Regions from separate parts of the Homo sapiens genome. Here region 1 is linked to region 2. A link is a contact called in ENCODE Hi-C or POLR2A ChIA-PET data. All regions are on one chromosome and are shown on one strand. Each heading gives the region's core, a stretch centred on a gene start or an enhancer-like site at or near the end of the contact. The rest is flanking DNA. Distances are from core to core; before and after follow the strand shown.

Region 1 (3,695 bases), core at 87-2,586, 760 kb after region 2:
CTCCAGAATCTGATTGAATATATATATAGTGATAGAAAAATTTCTATTAATGAGGGTACCAATTAAACATTTATAACTTTAATCAGCACTCAAATAAATGTGATTGATATGTCTTTTAGATCACTGCCTTTATTTATTCAACACCCTCTACCACCACCTAAAAAACCACTCATCTTTCAAGACTCAGATCAAAGGTAAGAGCTTCACAGAGCCTTTCCTGACCTCACCTCAAATGTAAAAGTGACTCCTCTCCTGAGTGTTTCCCCTGAACCCCTTCCCCCTCCTTTTTCCTACCTTTCACTAAAAAAAAAAAAAAATAAAAATAAATAACTCCTGTATGTGCTGGGCACTGTTCTGAGTTCTGGAGTTAAAGCACTAAGCAAAGCAAACCAAAAAAAAAAAAAAAAAACATGAAACTCTCCCTCATTGAGTTTGTATTCTGTAATGAAGGTGGAGAATGACAATTATTTTTAAAAATTATATGAAAAAAATTAAATAGAAAGTGGGAGGATTAAAATGTTATAAAGATTCATGAAGGCCTCACTGAACAGGTGCTGTTTGAGATAAGACAGGAAAGTGATAAAGGATGAGTCACATGGTGATCGGATGGAAAATCATGTCGGACAGAAGGAATGGCAGCTATAATTGGAATGCTTCACTGTGCTTCATTCTTTATATGTCCTTCTCACTTATTAACACATAAAGAGAAATAAAGCTGTTTGTTTTGGTTATTCATACAATGCTCAGCATATACTCGGTACTTAATATATTTTTTTCCGTAAATGAAAACATGTTTTAAATACCTACCGCAAATATAAGTATCCTAACTGGAAAGGTTAGTGAGGTTTACTCAATTCACACTTCTTTAATTTGGGACTGTATGAAAATGTCTAAACATATGTTATGGAATTCTCTATTGATCTATCTATCCATCTATCATCCACCTCCATATCTATTTAACTAAAGCAAATGTCCATATAACAAACCAAAATGACTTACAGTAGGATTCTGGTATTAATTTCAAGGTTTTTTTTATACTTTGCTTTTTCCACTATAACTGATGAGAACTCTTAGTCAGATGCTAACAAGTCTGGTCTTTTCCTTTCTCTTGGCGCAGTTTCTATCCCTTCTAAGTTGTTCAGTTCTGCTAAGAAACTGGATCTTGCCAATTAAAAGACAGGCTGGCCGAGTATAGATTGTTTCTTCCTTTTATCAATGGATTGGTAACTTTTGTGAAAAATCCCCAACCTCTTCCTCTCTGACGACACAGAGTTTACTCTGCAAATGAGCAATCTTTCTGAGATGATTCACTCTTCCGTGTTCTCAGCACAAAATAACGCTTTCTCCCGGAGACTGGCTTTCCTTTCACTCTGCAAAAGCCTGTGAGAGACACTCTCTCTCCCTCTGCTTGCAGTGCTCTGTCTTGTGTGTCACTGTTTTCCATTGACCTGTCCCATAGCAATGAGAGTGCTGTGGTTTCCTGTGCCTCTGGTCAGAGAGAGGAAGTGCCTGGTTGATGACTGAGACAGAGGGAGTAATTCCAGTATTCATCCCGTGCAACACAATAGCCATCCTCCCAGCTGCAGCCACCCAGGGGTTTGTATTCCCAGCCACTTAGGATCCCAGCAGGAAAGTGATGCCACATTCAGCTTGGCATAATTTGTAATGACTTTAACGAAGAAAATATTTGCAAAAATGTGGTCAGAGAATAAGGAATTCACAAAGAGGAGTGTAGTACAACAGGGCTAAGAACATGGCACTGGGTAGGCCTGAGGAAGCAAGGAGGGTGGGCAGTCACTGTAAACTGACAGGAGCTACAGGCTTGAGTCACACAGTCTGCCTGCAATAATGACTTGCAGAAAAGAAGCAAAGGAATATACACTCCAACCTCACTCTTCATCCTTCCCTTTTTTCTTCCCCTCCTCTGAGTTCAAGGGACCCTATTGATGTAATCCATAAAGACTGGCTCCTGCAGCCTCGCAGTACAAAGGATGGAGTCTGAGTAGCAAGTGGCAGATGCCCAGCACATATCATCATGGTATTTCACTCCCATTATCCTTTGGTTGACATTCACATATTAGAGATGTGAGAGATTTTCCCAATCCAAAATACTCATAGGATTGTGATATTATAAGATATTGAAGTTAGCTAGGACATTAGTAATCATTTAATCAGAAAAATTCTCAAGCATATGAAGATTGTAAATGCTTGCCCCCCAGTGTACAATGCCAGATCTGGGACAAGAAACCAGATCTCGTAACTTGGAGCCCACTATGAAATGCTGTCATTTTAGAGGCAAGTAGAGATCTAAAACAGCAAATGCGATTTAGGCCTTCTTGCAATATATGATATGTGTTTGTGTTTCCCTCCTTATATATACATATACATGTAACAATACAGAGGTAAATATATAAATATCAATATTTATCAAAGCTAGAACGATGGGAAAGCAAACTTGACATATCAAAAAGTGCCTCAGAAATGAACAGGCAGAATTTCAAGTTTAGTCCGGTTTCTTCTAATTGACCATAGGCATTGCACTTGATAAATTCATACAAGGGATTTCAAAATAAAGTTATTTTATTTTGCTCAGTTGAATATCTTTATGCTTCAAATTCAATGCATGCTTCTAATAAGTCCCTCTCCATTACATTTAAAGCATTATTATCATATTCTTATTTCTGTCCCATTCTCAGAAAGATTTGATTTGAACGTAATGTGCATACAATCTTTAGAAGTCTGACTTGTTTTCAGAATTACAATAAGGTCTTACTTATTTGCTACTATTGGAGAACAAATATTACCATGTAAATATATTTTTAGATAACTTAAAAATATACTTTACATGATAGAACCTCTTCTCAGTAACACACAGTTTTTATAAATATCAGTTATTATACTAAACTGCATCTTATTCTCCTCAGAGTAGGAGGGTGAAGGCCTATTTGCCTCTACAGAAAATAATCTCAGGGTATAGTTTTTTATTTAATTCTTACATCAATTTTCTGAAGATTTCTGGCACCTTTAATCACTGCCAGTCTATGAACCGTCAAGCCTTGTCAGGATACCTGTTTCTTATGTCACCTTCTTTGCAAATTAATTTTACCCAATCCAATCATGCATTTATTCAGTCAATACTGTTTAGTGAATATCTTCTAGGTAAACTTCAAAGAAATTGAGTCAATATAAGTGAGCTTTCTAACAAAATCGCCCAAAGATAAACTACCTAAAAATGTTGTAAATTTCTCATCATTGAGTGTGTTTAAATATATGTTGGATGACCGTAAAAAAAGGATGCCAGAGCAGAGATTGTAGTATCACAAAGGTGTGGTATCAGAAAGTCAAATTTGTGGTACTTTACACATATGAAATGCTCTAATTCTAACTAGCAGTTGCCACCAGATCCACTCTCTCTTACTGCTGTAGCCTTAGCTCACTTTAATTGAAGTTAGCAATGCCTGAAACAGAACCTTGAAATTACTTATTTCTTAGTTTTCAGCCATTTCAAGGAAGAATGATTCACAGGTAAACCTTGTGTTCAGAAGTGAATGATAATTTGTGTCATTTCTTAAATAAATATTTTAAATTCATTTACTCTGCTAATAGTTTTTACTTACTCAATATTCAATACTGTGAAAAAGAATCAAGAGCAATAATGTATTTCTGTTTGACTCAAATATTTTTAAACTCTCTAA
Region 2 (3,431 bases), core at 143-2,642:
ATAAATCTCAAAATTTATTTCATAGATTTCATGCTAAAAGCACAATTATAGGTATCTCTAGAGGCTAAAATATTTTAAAGGCTACAAATCCCTAGTTATTCTGTTCTCTGGTGCTTGTTTAATTTTTTCAAAGACATTATCTCCTGTCAGGTAATGAGATCTCTCCTCCTAGTTAATCTTTTTTCTCTTTCCATGGAATAAATTGGTATTTTTGCATGGTTGGCAGGAATAGGGCAGTGGCAGGTTTGAGAAAAATCCAGATAAGAAATCTGATGCCACCAGTGTTACGTGCCTCTTGGTAGATCAACCAAAATAGCCAAGCAGATGAGGCCCTTTGATTGGCCTACCTGGGTGGCATGCCCACCACAGGTTCCAGAGGAACCGGTCCATCTAGTTGGGTTCTGCTGGCAAACCTGTCAGGAGAGAGGGGTCAGAAATTTGGGGCTTGGGGGTGTGAAGGATGTTCAGTGATCATTTGTGACTCTCATGGGTGTTCTGGCCTTCTCAAATGTCAGTGTTCCTATGACCTAACAGCTCATCCTTTTAGGGCCCTTACTATATGCTAAGCGTTGTTCTAAGTACTTCATGTATGTGTTCTCTTTAAATCTAATGATAAGAATGGGTTCTCATTTTTCACTCTCACTATATATACACACACACATAAACACATCTGCATAGGTGTTATGCATATATGTTGTGTCTCTGTGTGTGTTAGCTACTGATTTTTTTTAATCAGTGAGATTTACATCCCATCTTCTTTGGCAGCCCTTTTCTGTGAAACCACACAGTGCTTGCTCTTGAAATGTCATGACATGTTAGGGACTCACCAGGCCATGTCTGTTTACAGTCATGTTACGTTTTGTGCTTGTCACATTACTGCATCTTAAACTATTTGAAGGTGGAGATAATTTCTTACACATTTTGTTGTGTCACATGGTTCACACAGCCTGGCACAGAGCACAGGCTCATCTCTTTGCTGAGGAATTAGAACCCGACTGCAGCTTTGAACAGAGTGGGATTGTGGTTGGCAGAGTTCAATGGATTTATTTATCTTCAAGATCATATTTTATATTTTGCTCTGTCAAATCAGGATATCTTCTCAAGGTGAAAATTCCAATAACAACTGAATATATAAATATGGCTAGAAACTGGAAAATGAGATGTTGTAGATAATTAGACATTTATTCAGGGAGAAAATGGCTGCACTGATTTTTCCCCTGGTAATTGGCTTTACTTTTCTTTATAATTAAAAACTAACATATTGCTTTTGTAAAAATATGACCTATTTCCTTTACTTGTAACTTTAAAAAGTGAATTCTACCAATTTGAGTGTAATCATTACTGACTCATAAATCACTTGAGAAAAACAGACTTTGAACATTTCCTGTTTTGCAAATGAGGAAACTGAAACCCAGGCATGTTAAGTGGTTGGGCCAAAGTCACACATTACATTACTAGCAGAGACACTTTGACTTAGAATATATATTTTATCCAATAAATATTCAGGGTCTAGTAGATACCTTGCTGCTGGTAGGAACCCAATAAATATTGGTTGGGAGAATAGATTATTCTGACTGGGTACTGACCAATCAGAACAGAAGTTGCCCTTAACAACTAGTGTGGCCATAGTGGTGCATATTGACAAAGTGTCGGCCCTTTGGAAAGCCAAAGGAGGCTAACCACTGTGCCTGCACCAAGTAGGCAGATGGTCAGAGCTGAGGGTTCATTTACTTCATCCCTTTGTTTTTCTAGATGTGTCCCAAGCCACACATTCAAATCAAGAAGTGGAAGTCAGCTTGTGGGTTCCTGGTGGATAGTGCTTTCCACCACATCAATTCTAAATGTGTGGATAGAAATGACATGAGGTTATAGTAGAAAGACAGTAATTTGGTTCTTGGTAACTAAATAGTTCTGTAATGAGGCAGGGGCAAGTTAACCCTTAAGGAGAATGATTAGAAGTGTTTAGCTTCATTTAGGAGACAAGAGTGAAGCTGAAACTCAAATGAGAAAGTAAGAAGTCAAGAAACTATAGATATCATGAAAGTCTATGAGTAAAATGCATCATTGAAAGTGATAGATAAGAGAATCATTAAAAGATTTCCTGGAGAAGGTTGCTTGGGGTTCAAGGTAGGAGAAACAGAAGGGAGCAGAAGATTATAGTTGTAATTGACTCACCAACCCATATCTTCAATCATATTCTTTGGTTTCAACATTCTAATACCTCTATAGAATTCCAGTTCACTGATGCCTAAAGTAGCAGTGTCCTTGGCAATGATTTAAAAGACATCCTGTGAAGAAAAGCATGCTACTAGTTTAACTTTTTTTTCTTAGTTTTGAAAAATAGAATGAGGATTGACCACTCCTACTCAATTATGAACCAGGGTAGTGCTTCTAGAGAGTCAGTTTTATCCTCATTTATCATAGCAAAAAGTCAATAAATGATATATGACAGTTAATAAATCTGGAAATAATGCATAAGATTTTCTTTTAAAATTTAAAGATTATCAACATTACAACTGAAACGGGAACAATTAGCAGAATTAAAGCGTTTCTCTTTTGCCAGAACAAATAGGGGACAGAAAAAATGTTACAAATAGTTATTAATTGCTTTTCAAAATAAACCTTTCTGTACTAAGTTGTTTTTCGTTTGTTTGTTTTGAGCCCAGGTACACACTACTTTAATAAACTTTATAATATGAAAAGGAAGATAATTTTTCCAAATTGTTTTCTTTTGGTGAGGGGGAAGCGCAGGGAGGATTCTCTGTTAGGAGCCAGAAACGTGGATGAAACAGAGGGTTTCTTCAAAGGACGAGTCCGTAACCAATCTTTTAAAAATGAATGGCAGGGATTCAATCTATCAAATTAAGATACATTTGGCTACTTTCCCAATGCCTTTTCTTTCCCTCTAGAGCTACTTAGTGAGTCATCCCTACAACAGGTATTTAGTAAACATGATGAGGGAAAAATTCCTTAATGTTCCCCAAAGCCAAATTCAAATCTTTTTCAGTTACAAATTTAGGCTATTTTGCTCCTCTTTTAATTGGTATAAATAATGGCTCAGCTAAATTTTGAGTGTTCTTAATAGTATGTTGAATAAGCACAGTGATATAATGCAAATCTAAAAATCCATTGGATCTTCCTAAGAAAAAAACTGCTACTGATATTTCTTCCTTTTTAAAAATCTACACTATTAGGCACCCTGAGTGTATCTGCCAGTTTGCCTGAGTTGTAAATCATATGAATTTGTGTACCTGTTACCTGTTGACCACCCAGGATACAATAATACTATTGATTATCCACACTTTCACATCTGGCCAATTATTACTGAAATGATCAGATCTGAAATCTGAGTTATATGCCACTAAGTCATAAACCACAGAAACAGCTGAGTGAAAGACCAAAACTACAGCTGAGTGAAAGGTTGGGTGGCT

What was found. A loop is a pair of places that touch in the nucleus more often than their neighbours do. ChIA-PET counts read pairs that join two places held with the same protein, here RNA polymerase II (POLR2A). Pooled maps may share reads with other maps.
Region 1: a pooled map shows a loop between it and region 2 (8-fold over the local background). The contact joins two enhancer-like sites. A Hi-C loop is called at or near these places in 1 of 37 single-sample maps with no recorded cell type and 6 of 50 pooled maps. POLR2A ChIA-PET finds 5 or more read pairs at or near these places in 1 of 52 experiments (BJ).

What each region holds. Positions count from the first base shown.
Region 1 is chr5:98,308,560-98,312,254 of GRCh38, forward strand. No RefSeq gene overlaps it. Among named protein-coding and RNA genes, the nearest start is that of LINC01846, 150 kb to the left of the region's middle. Within about 2 kb of position 1,337, at least 9 of the 41 ENCODE cell types and tissues checked have a DNase peak (open chromatin) inside an H3K27ac peak, as active enhancers do.
Region 2 is chr5:97,546,784-97,550,214 of GRCh38, forward strand. The region is part of intron 2 of LINC01340 (long intergenic non-protein coding RNA 1340); the gene reads left to right. Among named protein-coding and RNA genes, the nearest start is that of LINC01340, 44 kb to the left of the region's middle. Within about 2 kb of position 1,393, at least 2 of the 41 ENCODE cell types and tissues checked have a DNase peak (open chromatin) inside an H3K27ac peak, as active enhancers do.